Regions from separate parts of the Homo sapiens genome. Here region 2 is linked to region 1. The links are chromatin contacts, found by Hi-C in ENCODE. All regions are on one chromosome and are shown on one strand. Each heading gives the region's core, a stretch centred on a gene start or an enhancer-like site at or near the end of the contact. The rest is flanking DNA. Distances are from core to core; before and after follow the strand shown. Region 1 holds the start of MYF5 (myogenic factor 5). Region 2 overlaps LIN7A (lin-7 cell polarity scaffold A).

Region 1 (6,842 bases), core at 2,683-5,182:
TTACTTAGGCCTTTGATCTCTCCTGGAAGTCCTCTAATTCAAGCAGAGGCCAATGTCTTCCTCAGCTGTCTTCACAAATTCTTCCAGCAGCTCTGGCAGGTACTAATGTGTTTACTTAGGTGTGCCTGATTCCCAGAGCTAATAGCAATTTGCAATTGTTGAGCACATTGTGAAGTCATCTATAATATAAAAAATATCAAGAACAACTCCCTTAGTCCAGGAGTTGATAAGGATCTGCAGGCAGGGGCAGAAGTGAATTGGAATGTATGTATCCTTCTATATGTATTTGGTTTCTCCCTCCAAGAAAAGCATAGAGAATTTTCAATAATGCAGAAAGCCTAGGGTGGGCAAAATTTATTAGAAGAAGAAGGTATGAGCATCATTTTGCTGGTGTGATCTGTCCATCAATATTAGTGTGTTGCCATAATGCTTAAACTAACACAGATTTCACTTAAAAAAAAAGTTGATGTTACGTAAAGGTCATTGCAGTTAGAACCTGGTTATAATTCTAAATTGTAAGAAAATCAAATGTATTTATTTTTTCAGAATATAAAATGAAATAAATAAATAAATAAATACTTCACCAGAGCCTTAGTGGGTATCCATTTATAGCACCAGAGGTGACTGGGTTTTCTTCCCCTCAACTACCTATGGTTAGACTTTCCTAGCAGACAGTGTTGGAGTGTCATTTCTAATAACCTGTTTACATATGAAATAAATGTGCGTTTTCTCCGCAAGCAAGAAATCCACTTCTTTGCAGAAATAGTGGAAAACTTATTTTCATTCTTTGTGTGAGGAGCAAAAGCCAATCTAATCCGACTTTGAGTACAAAAGGGTGCCCTGAGTAGATCTTTTCAGAGCCATTTTTAAAACTTTTCCCATGCTTCCCTGGCCAACCCACTCAAAAAAAAAAAATGCTTTTCTCTATGTTGCTCACCCAGTTCTTTCTTTTTCCCCTTCCAGGTCTCCCCTGGGAAAAGAGCAGGGAGACCGCTCCTGAATTGGGACACTGTAGCCATCTTTGTGGTGCTGGCTGCCTACTGTCTTAGCATATTGCCTTTTTTTTTTCTCTCTCTCTCTCTCTCTCTTTCTTCTCTCGCCCCTGACAGCGTTTTAAAAGTTTTGTCTTATTTCTTTTTACTTTGGTACTCTGAGATCCTATTTTCAGCACTTGCGTCCCAAGGGCTCTCAAGTCCGGACCCTGTTCTCCTGCTAGCAAGTCCCATTAAGCCGCCGGGCGCTTGTGTTTTCTCGGCTTCTTTAGTTCCACTCGCTCGCGGCACTCTGGTAACTTTGTTTTGAGATCACCTTACCAGAGACAGCTCTAACCTCTGAGAACTACCCTTACTGACAGAGGCTCCTGAGTGACGGCGTCTTCCCAGGCACAGGAGCCAGGGAAAGATGTTGAGTAGCCAGCTTTTGCGAGTTTCTGCTCTGGAGCCCTAAGGAAGCGCACGGAGCCTAAATTAATTGAAGAAGAAAACAAACAAAATCACCTCTAGGAGTAGGAACTATAATGACAGGATGCCTAGTTTCCAATCCTGTATGACCTTGGGGCAAATAACCTAGTCCCTGGAGCTCGAGTTTACTTTCTTTCTACAATGGGCCCAATAATAGCTCCCACAGGGTGGTTTGGAGTATTAATTGTTAAGTTAATCTAAGGAAAGGGTTGAGAACAGTGCGGGGCAAATAGAAAATTCTCAATAATTGTTAGTTAAAAATATTTCGCGCTGAGGGGCTTGAGTACAAATCACGTTAAGTGCTTTCAGAAATTAGCTGAAAGATGAGCAGAAGCGTAACCTCTAACTTTCACTCAAACTTTAAAGACCAAGTTTATTTGTGTCCAAAGCACAAGTCCGAGCTAATTTGTGGACTCCACAGCCAAAAAAATAAAAAAGTGGTCATATGGCTGCTAATAGAAACTGTGGGACTTGGCTGAGAATTCCTGGGGGAGGATATCTACCCACTATTGTATTTCAGAGGTAGCAATGTGCTTTGCATTTGCTGTGCATTTGAATGTTTCCACCAGCGTGGATGGCATCTTAGTTTCCACCTGGGTTCTTCTTGAACTTGCCTCTTTTTATCTGGCGTAGCCCTGGATACCGTATTCATTTCAAAGGCATAGACTTGTTAATAGCCCTAAAAAAGGTGCAGATGGATTTCCCACTGGTCAGATGATTAAGCAGCCCATTGGTGTGAGAGGGAACCTGATTTTCAGGAGAGATCTTTTTCTTAGAGATGACAGGACAGAAGAGAGGAGACAGCAATGGTGTGGCTAGCAAACCTTAGTGACTGACAGTGTCACTCTCCCACCTCTGGTTTTCAAGGTCTTCACTTTAGAGAGATCGCACCCTGAAAAGGTTGCTACTTCTCTGGCCCCTGAAGATGCTGGATCAATGAACCAGTGTTGCTTTAAGAAAATAATTCTGAAAAAAAAGTACAAAGTACCATTCACTGAAAGAAATAATAATAATAATAGGAAGGAAAACTCCCTCCTCCTCGCAATAACTTCGGAGCCACTATATTTATTGAACTGGGTTACCCTAGATTGAGTTGAGAACACTCCTGCTTCTTTCAACGGGGCCACAAGACCTAGTCCAAAACCCCAAGACTAATTGTGTAGACCTTAAGTAATTGCTTTTCCTAAATATAAACAGCACCTCCCCAACCCAAATAACCTGAAAGTGGATTAAGGTTGGAGGAGGATTGGTAAAAGCTGATTAATAGATTCATTCCCACTTAAATGACAACCCTCCCCTCTTGCCTTCTATCCATCGAAGTTCTAAAGACCCTGCTGTGATTGCTTTTCTGGAAGGCTTTTGTCACTGAAGTGTGTGAAGTTACTCCTGGTTTGAGGAGTTGGAAATTTTACACGAGTCAAGGATTGCAGTGGCGGCAGCTGGGACGCATCTGTAACGGTGTTAGTTTGCCTGAAAGCAGAAAATTAGCAACCCCAAAGCCCAGCTTGGCTGTTTAGTCTGTAGAAATGACAGGGCGGAGCAGAAAGAGAGGGAGAAAGGAGACTCACCCCTGGAAAGGGAGTTTGCCGTCGAAAACTGGGCTTCTTCTGTTGGAAATCTTAGAGACACTTTCAGTGCAGGTCTTTGGCCTGCTCAGGATCTAGGGAAGGCCTGGCACAAAGGAGAAGGTGCTCAACAAATACGTACAGAAGGGGAAAATGAAGGAAGCAAGAACGGGAGGAATGTTCCTGGTCACCTGGCCCTCCTGTGCCCCACCTCCTTTTAGATGAGCAGACATACAGGGAGAACTCAGAGCAAGCCCAGTCATGGGAAAAGGAACCTCCCTCCCTACTCTCAATAAGGTAGAGCCTAGAATAAATGACAATCTGAGCAAAACTTTACTCATCTGAAGCTATACAAAATAGATTTGGAAAGGCAAACCCTGTATTCACTCCAAGATTGAAAATGCCACTTCAAGTTTTTAGTAACCGTTATTCAATCCAATTGCTGGAAAAAGTTTTCGAGATAATTGAAGTTCATGAAAAAGAGAAACAAACACCCCCAAATCAGGTGATTCCTCACGCCCAGGATTGGGAGGGCAGGTCGGCTCTTGGTGCCAGCTGAAAGGGATTTCTATTTATTACCACTATTTTAAAATGTGTGTCCAATTGCAAAAAGTTGGACTGCCTTGGTCACTTTTGTGTGAAACACTCCTTAAGTGATCCCTTGTTTTAGCCTATCTAGAGAGTGCAAATGAGCAGGTTGGGGACCCACTGCCGCCCCAGCAGAAATACAGTAAAACCATTAGCGTCAAAAGGGGCAGTACACAGCAGATTGTCTGTAGAGGAAAGGCGGAGGTTTGTCCAGACAGCCCCCGCGGGGGTTGCGGTGGGATATGCTAATAGTGCCTGGCCACTGGGGCCGGCCTCCCTCCCGAAAGAATATATAAAGAACCCCAACCCCAGCTTGTCTACCCAGGCCAACAGGCGTCTGCCCTTGTTAATTACCGGAGCGACAGACTAGGGAGCTCCGCCCGGGATTTGCCCATCGGCGGAGGCGCCAGGCTCCCGTTTCTCCCCATCCCTCTCGCTGCCGTCCAGGTGCACCGCCTGCCTCTCAGCAGGATGGACGTGATGGATGGCTGCCAGTTCTCACCTTCTGAGTACTTCTACGACGGCTCCTGCATACCGTCCCCCGAGGGTGAATTTGGGGACGAGTTTGTGCCGCGAGTGGCTGCCTTCGGAGCGCACAAAGCAGAGCTGCAGGGCTCAGATGAGGACGAGCACGTGCGAGCGCCTACCGGCCACCACCAGGCTGGTCACTGCCTCATGTGGGCCTGCAAAGCCTGCAAGAGGAAGTCCACCACCATGGATCGGCGGAAGGCAGCCACTATGCGCGAGCGGAGGCGCCTGAAGAAGGTCAACCAGGCTTTCGAAACCCTCAAGAGGTGTACCACGACCAACCCCAACCAGAGGCTGCCCAAGGTGGAGATCCTCAGGAATGCCATCCGCTACATCGAGAGCCTGCAGGAGTTGCTGAGAGAGCAGGTGGAGAACTACTATAGCCTGCCGGGACAGAGCTGCTCGGAGCCCACCAGCCCCACCTCCAACTGCTCTGATGGCATGGTAAGCAATAGATCTGGTACCTGCTAGGCTACCCTAATCTTTTCTAAAGTCCTTACACCTCATTTAACCTGGTGTGGTGGGGAGAGTGGGGTGGAGGCAGATGCTGAGTTGCTTTAAAAGAAGAGAGGGGTCCACATTTAGAAAGACTCCCCAAACCGCTGCTGAACAAGATTTTAGTTTAACTTTCTAGCAGGTTCTAGGTGTACACTGTAATCGAGTGTTGACATGGAAGATGGGTGGCTGTGAATGATCACTCAGATGTTTTCTCCATTCCTGAATTTATTTTCAAAATATGCCATCTGTGGATCATGCCCTACGCTAATATCTAAAGGCACCGTTTCTAACTTAATGAGGAAATGGAAAGAAATACCCACACGGCCCCAGTTCCTGCTCCAATGAGGCCTGGCTGAAAGATGTTGATGCATTCTTTTTAGAGGGCGTTTGCTCCAAGGCTGCCAGGTTTTAATGTGTTTTTGCCCTGGGAAAGTGTTCTTTCCCTGAATTAGTGTGGCTTTCTTCTACTCCAATCCATTTTGCATGGTTAACCCAATGCACATTGCTGCTGAATTCCACCCCCTCTTCCCTTTGCTGCTGCTCTCCTCTTCTTCAAGCACAGAGATTGACCTCAGTGCCCTGGGAATTTGGAGAGGGCTAGCCCTTCCTAAATCAAGGCAGTGAAGGTGATTGACAGTGTTCGGTTACAGAGCTGGTGGGCAAGCACAGCCTCACCTTTGGTCAGAACATCTTTTGCCAAGACCTGAAAACAAACTTTGTTGTGTGTCTTGTATTATAGCCCGAATGTAACAGTCCTGTCTGGTCCAGAAAGAGCAGTACTTTTGACAGCATCTACTGTCCTGATGTATCAAATGGTAAGAATTGATAACTTCACAGGAGTTTAAAGACCAGTTCAACCTAACAATTCAGCCTATAAGATTCTGTTCTTGCTGATAGTATTGGGGAAGGGAGAATGGAAGTGATGGTTCTTATAGGGAGGCTTTGGTAAAGCAAAATAAACACATCTTCTGCTCCAAATCCCCCTAGCAGACACGCACGCACACATGCATACACACATGCACACACAATGTTGCTTGAAATATTATCAGGGGGCTTCCCCACTCCCCACGTCTACCCCTCAGGAATTGCCAGATATTTGTTGCAAATTTCTATGTTAGGCTTTCTGTGACCACCTGACCTCTGGGTGTCAGAGGAGCTGACCTACAATTTAAGGAGCAACATAAGCAAATCTGTCTATCTTGGGCTAATTATTTTTTAATGCTTTTCTCCTTGTATCCTTAGTATATGCCACAGATAAAAACTCCTTATCCAGCTTGGATTGCTTATCCAACATAGTGGACCGGATCACCTCCTCAGAGCAACCTGGGTTGCCTCTCCAGGATCTGGCTTCTCTCTCTCCAGTTGCCAGCACCGATTCACAGCCTGCAACTCCAGGGGCTTCTAGTTCCAGGCTTATCTATCATGTGCTATGAACTAATTTTCTGGTCTATATGACTTCTTCCAGGAGGGCCTAATACACAGGAAGAAGAAGGCTTCAAAAAGTCCCAAACCAAGACAACATGTACATAAAGATTTCTTTTCAGTTGTAAATTTGTAAAGATTACCTTGCCACTTTATAAGAAAGTGTATTTAACTAAAAAGTCATCATTGCAAATAATACTTTCTTCTTCTTTATTATTCTTTGCTTAGATATTAATACATAGTTCCAGTAATACTATTTCTGATAGGGGGCCATTGATTGAGGGTAGCTTGTTGCAATGCTTAACTTATATATACATATATATATATTATAAATATTGCTCATCAAAATGTCTCTGGTGTTTAGAGCTTTATTTTTTTCTTTAAAACATTAAAACAGCTGAGAATCAGTTAAATGGAATTTTAAATATATTTAACTATTTCTTTTCTCTTTAATCCTTTAGTTATATTGTATTAAATAAAAATATAATACTGCCTAATGTATATATTTTGATCTTTTCTTGTAAGAAATGTATCTTTTAAATGTAAGCACAAAATAGTACTTTGTGGATCATTTCAAGATATAAGAAATTTTGGAAATTCCACCATAAATAAAATTTTTTACTACAAGAAATATTTTGGCTCATGATCTTTTAAAATAACACCCCAATGGAATTACTGTTCATTGACATGAAATCTTTACATGTGAGCTGAAAATACTTAAACAGTTGGCTTTTCAGATAAGTCTGAATATTTACCATTCTCATGTACCCAGTTTAGGTCC
Region 2 (6,842 bases), core at 1,450-3,949, 120 kb after region 1:
GCGGAGAGTCTAACTCTATAGGGAGATAAAATTATAAGAAAGAAAAGACTATTATCTGATTTAAAAGAAAAAATTTATAGTTACTGGGTATTTAAAAGGTATCCAGCGTAATGCCAGACACTCTTACATACTTTCTCTTATTTAATCTTTGGATTAAACCTGTGAGAAAGATATTGCTATTTTTGCTTTACGTATGACAAAATAGAGTCTCAAAGAGTAAATAAACGTATTATGGTTAGAATAACCTTAACTCCTGAGAAACCATAAGAACTTGAATTTGAATGAGTCCCTTTTGAAATGTTGAAAATATCAATTCACAATAAAGTAAAAGTTTGTAATTTTCATTAAATATGATGACAGAAAAAAAGGGAAAATTGCTCTTAAGTTGTTATCATATGCAATATCCTAGTCAAGTGATTTAAGGATATAGAAAGAAAATTTCAATACAAAAAATAATAATAAGCTAACAGAAAAAAAAAGTAGAATACATTTCATTTCATAATGAACAGCCTCAGGATGTATTAGAGACTCTTGGCATATCATCAGATTTCAGAATTGATTTCAGATTCCTAATGCACTTAGAGTAAAATGAAAACTTTTGGGTATCAACCTTAAAACTCCATTGGTTGGCTCCCAATCAGTTCTTCAGCCTCATCTTATCCCACTATGTATACTTTAGTCACTTTGTTCTTTCAGCTGCTCCTACATGGCAAATCATGGACTTCCTTATCTCAAGACCTTCACACAAGCTCTTTCTTATGATAACAGACTCTTCTCCTTAATCTCAGTTTAAATGTCACCCTTCAAAGAGGCCATTTCTAACACTATTAAAACTAGCTCCTGGCATGGTGGCTCAACATCTGTAATCCCAGCACTTTGGAAGGCCAAGGCTGGTGGATTGCTCGAGCTCAGGAGTTTGAGACCAGTTTGGGCAACATAGTGAAAGCCTGTTTCTATCAAAAATACAAAAACTAGCCGGCATGGTGGCATGTGCCTGTGGTCCCAGCCACTCAGGAGGCTGAGGTGGGAGGATTGCTTAGTCTGGGAGGCAGAGTTTGCAGTGAGCCAAGATCACGCCACTGCACTCCAGCCTGGGCCACAGAATGAGACCCTGTCTCAAAAAATAAATAAATAAATATGTATATATATATATTTTAAAAGTAGCTTCTCTTGTTCCATTACATGGCTCCTTGTTTTCTTCTTTCCCCTCTGTAACACTTATCACAGTGTTTAATTATGAGGCCATGTTATATTCTGAAGTATTAATTCGTGTTCTTTGTGAATTTTCCCTCCCATTCTGCTTCCTTCAGCCCACACCTTAGGAGTAAAAAAGGACTGAAAAATATCTGAAGGTCTTTGCTGTGCAGCAGAATGTTTTGGCTGCATGTTTTCACGTACATTTTTTTTTTTTTTCTCATCAAAGACCAGGCAAGATGGGGGGCGGGGAAAGAAGGAAGAGGAGTCTGAATGGCTTTATTGATTGGATAGGCAGAAGCAGAAGGAGAAAAGTCTGAAAGTGAAAAGGGAAGAAAGAACTTGCATTGTCAGAACTAGGAGTAGAGTGGAAAATATTCAGTGTGTGCTGTTTTGAGACTAGAAAACCAACGTGCCCATGCTCTGTGGACAACTGGTTCCATTCCATAGCCCTATACACTTGTAAGCACTCTAGATTTATGATATTTACACATTGTAGAGGACTGGATAATTTCTCAAAGATATTAATATCAGGTCCTATTCCCCAGAACCTGTAAATATTACCTTTTATAGAAAAAAAGGTCTTTTCAGATACAATTAGGTTAAGGATCTTGAAATGAGGCGATTACCCTGCATTATCTCAGTGGGCCCTAAGAACTCACAAGTATCCTTATAGAGGGAGGTGGGAGATTTGGCGCAGAGAAGAAGGTAATAACGTTACCATGGAGATAGAGATTGGAATGAGGTGGCCACAAATCAAAGAATGCTGCAGTCACCAGAAGCTGAAGGGAGCAAGGAACAGATTCCCCAATAGCACCTCTAGAGGGAGCACAGCCCTGTTGATGCCTTGGTTTGGAGCTAGTGAAACTGATTTGGGATTTTTGGCTTCCAGGGCTGTGAGATAATACATTTCTGTTGTTTAAAAACCACCGTGTGTGGTAATTTGTTATAGCAGCCATAGGAAACTAATATACACATAACGGAGTTAAAAAATCCTGTTACTGTGACCAGTGTGAACCTGAACAAAATCACTGGGAGCATTTCCCTTAGGCTGGGATAACTGATGGATATGTTACATTTATATGTATGTATTTATCATCATCATCATCCTCATCATCATCATCATCATCATCATCATCATGTTCTTACTTTCTACCAGATTATAACCCTTTTTTTTTGTTTACCACTCCATATCCAGGACTTAGCTCAGTAGCTGGCACATAATAATTTCTCTACAAATAATTGTTGAATGAAAGAAAAGCATTGCTAAAATAACAGCACAAATAGAAGGAAAACACAAACAATAAATGGTAAAAATAACTATGAGAAAGACTGCACCAGTAACTAAACTGAATAGTCAAATACCCATTACCAGCAATCTAAATAGAGATTTAGGTCAGTCTGATCCCATGTGTGGGAATGCTTCCCTCATTTAGAGACTTGCCGTTTAGCACCGACTGACTGTGAGTGTGTTCTGGCACTGACACACTATCAGCACAATCTCTTGTATGCTCAAAGCTCAAGTTGATCTATGAAGGAATGAGAGACCTGGTGCCCATTCTTGCAGGCTGAAATCACCAGGTGGGAATGTAGTTGTTCTAACCTGTGAACTATAGTTACCTGTGCTATTGAGATAGCACGATATTTCCCTGTTCTGCTTTTTAAATTAAAAGATCTCTTATTGTGAGCCAACTCAGAATGAAGGGGGGTAGAATACTGCCTTCTCAGTGTTGCAAAATATACCAGATCATGCTGCATTGTTTGTGCTCTTCTGAAAGTGACTGGGATAAAACAACATAAATGTACTTCTCTTGGCTTCTTCACAAATGTGAGTGAAGTGTCACATGATGTCATGCCGAGAATAAAAATTTTCAGCACTTAGAACTGAAATTTCAGCTTGCACTCCTATTTAATTATAACCTAAACAGTCCCCCACTCAGCTTCTGAGAAAGGTAAAGCATCTGCTAACGACTTCTAGGAATAGAGAGATTGTGAGAATAGCTTTACTTGAGGTCTCTTAGCTGGAATTAAGCTGGGGATCTGTGTGCCAGGCCTATAGGGGAACTGAAGACTGAGCTTCTGTCTTTCCCCTCTTCATGCAAGCATCTGCTCCCCTCTAAGGGCCAAGTGGCTTTAGAGAGTGCTTGTGGACCAGGGCTGTTCAGTTAGCCGGGAATGCAAAGTGCCTGGTGCAAACTGGAATGATGCAGATATGGAACAATTCAAACACATTCAAACCAAACTCTTCACACATCTGCAGTGGTGAATTAGAGTACTGAGCCATTTGAATCAGAGTAAATTCCTTTTCAAAACCTTACTATCTTTAGAAGTGGTTTTTAACTTTTTAAAGGTCAAAGTCTCTTATGAGTAGTTAAGAAAAACAACTGATCTCTCTCCACCAAAAATTTACTTATGCAAACCCATAAAGGCTAAGAAAACTTGATCTTTTCTACATTGTACATGAAAGTACTAATTTATTAATGGCTAAGATATTTATTTACCTTAAATTATGATTAATAAGGCTAGACTGCCTGAGTTAGAATCTCTAGTTCTGCCATTTAGTAGCTATAGGAGATTGGGCAAGTTGCTTGATCTCTCTCTTCCTCAGTTTCTTCATTTGTAAAATGGGACTGATAATAATAACACCTACCACTGAGGATCATTACGGGTAAATAATGAATTCATTATGTAGAGTGCTTACAGCAGTGTCTGGCATTCAACAAATATATAGAGAGCTTTGACTATATACAGGGACTGTTCTAAGAATTGGGATAAGGCAATGAATACAAATTACTGCCATCATTGGAACATGCATTTTATTGTGAAACTTAAATCTTGCAGTGTAGTTCATAGCAATTAAAAAAACTTTTTATGTTTTCTCTTTGTTCCGACACAGATAAATAAGATCTTAATACAGATTTCCCCTCTGGGATGCTGTAGCTTCACAGAGCTCGAATCTACAGTTCTAATTTTTATTTCATCTTCATCCCACACCTGACAGCCATTCTGCATAAGTAATTTGGGCTGTGAGTACTTACTTTCAACTTGATATAGGTATTTATAAAATGTAAAAAAAGCCGATGGCAGGAAAACAATTTATTCTGTCCCATCCCTAAACTTTTATTCACTCATCTGTTATGCTTAAAAATCAATTAGCAATCTGTATACACTGTATAGACAATTTTATTTAGTTTTAACTGTAAAGCTAGGTAAATTCAGCTGCAATTTCCCACCAATGGTGCTCTAAGACAATGTTTGCATTTCAGAAGCAAATGAGGGCTTCTTTTCAGTATGCCATATTTTTTTTAAGTCCTCATGCTTATATTTTATCTTTCTATCCTTTTCTTTCCTGTTCCTCACCTGCCTCTCTCCCATCAGTACCAGTAAAATATCACCTTTTGGACTTTCTTGCTTTATAAAAATAAATAAATAATTATAGATTTAAGAGAAGTTGAAAAGTAATGTACAGGGACATCACATGCATCCTTTACCCAGCTTTCCCCAATATTAACATCTTACAAAATCATATTAAACCAGCGAATTGGAATTGGTACAATTCAGAGAGCTTACTCAGATTTCAGTGGGATTTGTTTTTAACATAACCAGTTATTACATTTGGTAAGCATCAGTTATGATTGCAGTAAAGGTTGAAATCCACTTTCTCACCTGCGTGCACGTGTGCACGTGTGTCTTTGGATGTGAGTTCATGTGTGCTTTTGTGTGTATCCATTGGGTTGTGTGTGTGACAGAGGGACAGAGAGAGAGAGGGAGGAAACACTCCTGGCCCTACTCTTTCATGAGACTGTGTTTCTGAGGAACAAATGAGAGAACATAATGTAAATACTGTTAAAAAAAACTATAAAGTACTAAATAAATAAAACATATTGTGTTAGATTTCTCATCTTTCCATTCAGAAAAAAATGTCTTATGAATAGGGTACACAGAGCATAGGTAGAGCCTACTCATCTGCCTCAGAGTGTAAGGCAGCATGTGTGTGTTGGTCAGGGGAGGGTTATATGGTACTCTCAGCAGAATCCCATTGGAAGACATAGAATCACATAGTCACAGACTTAGAAGGGACTTTGGGGCCAACCATTCCAACTCTGTACATGGTACTCATATTTTGAAATACTCTGATCAGGTGGTCTCCTAATCTCTGATTAAAACTTCAAATGATGAGCAAATTCTGCCTTATGATTTAGTCTTTCTCCATTTAGAGAGCTTTAAGTGTTTAAAAGCTCTTTATTATAATAAGATGACTACCCCATGACTTTTACACACTGGTCTTGGTTCTGCCATCTGGTGCCCCATACAATGGATGATAGCTGAAGACAGTCATCATTCCCCTAAATATTCTCTTCTCCACTATAAACAATTCAAGTCATTCTTTAACATGTTCCTCATATACAAGGTTGCTCTTCTCTGGGTGAGCTTATTTTTCTTTGCAAGGATGGAATGAGCACAATAGGGTGTGAGCTTAAGCCCAGGAGGCAGAGGTTGCAGTGAGCTGAGATCATACCACTGCACTCCAGCCTGGGCGACAGAGTGAGACCATGAGAAAGAAAGAAAGAAAAAAGAAAAGAAAAGAAAAGAAATGAAAAGAAAGAGGGAGGGAAGGAAGGAAGGAAGGAAGGAAGGAAGGAAGGAAGGAAGGAAGGAAGGAAGGAAGGAAGGAAGGAGGGAAAGAAAGTACGAACAGCACCCTCAAGAGCTGGACCAATCTCTTTCTGTGTTCTATACAAGATATTTATATCAGAGCCCCTACAATCACATTATGTTTTGTCCCCCTCCCTCAACTTGCTTTATATTCCTCTTGAAATCAACATTAAAATTCCCTAAAATTTTTTTCCCCAGGCTTTGATATTTAGTTGTTCCTCCCTGATTCTGCATATATGTAGCTAGTTTTTTTGGGCACAGGAGCAGGACTTCATGAAGATTCTTATTAAAATAGGCCTATTGTACCATTCTATTGAGACTTTTTATATCCTGACTCTATCACTAAATATATTTACGGTTGCCGCTGGCTCCACATTGGCTGCAACCCTTATAAATAGTCCTTGAGTTCTCTCTTAAAATTGCGGAGAAAACACTTGAGCATAAAAGGGTGAAAAGGAGATCATTAGAAAGCTATAAATTCTTACTGTAACATTTTGACCTCCTATTAATGTTAAATTTTAATTCAGCATTCAGTTGTAAGGTTTCACTGAGGATTGATATAAGAAGTAGCCATACACCAAAGGCCTCTGTATTTTCTATGGAATTGTATTAGGTGGTTCAATGTCTCATTTGTAACATTCCCATGGGAAATTTCTCTTGGTGCCTAGGGATAGAAAAAATTTTCTCTCCCAATGATTGCTGAGCTGACATGAGTTTCCATCTGTTTTTGACTTCTTAGAAGCTAGGAGGAAAAAATCAATTGTTCAATTGCTGTATTTTGTCTTTATTTTTATTTATTGATTTCCCCCCCTTTCCATCACACTTTATAACCTAACATTCCATGTTAATAGTTCTGTGTGTGTATATATATATTTCTGTCCTATTTAAAAAGTAAAGAAATTATTCCATGGACATTTAAACATCTGAAAAGACATCTGATGTGTTGTCCTGCTTATCTTTGATTGTTTGTCTAGTTTTATATTTTGCCTGCA

What was found. A loop is a pair of places that touch in the nucleus more often than their neighbours do.
Region 2: a map with no recorded cell type shows a loop between it and region 1 (1.9-fold over the local background). The contact joins the enhancer-like site here to the promoter of MYF5 in region 1. A Hi-C loop is called at or near these places in 3 of 37 single-sample maps with no recorded cell type.

Annotation. Positions count from the first base shown.
Region 1 is chr12:80,712,980-80,719,821 of GRCh38, forward strand. It overlaps MYF5 (myogenic factor 5), which reads left to right and starts at 3,933. Exons shown (of 3, transcript NM_005593.3): 1 at 3,933-4,585; 2 at 5,379-5,454; 3 at 5,882-6,692. The coding sequence starts at 4,085. The coding sequence ends at 6,072.
Region 2 is chr12:80,835,537-80,842,378 of GRCh38, forward strand. The region is part of intron 4 of LIN7A (lin-7 cell polarity scaffold A); the gene reads right to left. Among named protein-coding and RNA genes, the nearest start is that of MIR617, 6.3 kb to the left of the region's middle. Within about 2 kb of position 2,700, at least 2 of the 41 ENCODE cell types and tissues checked have a DNase peak (open chromatin) inside an H3K27ac peak, as active enhancers do.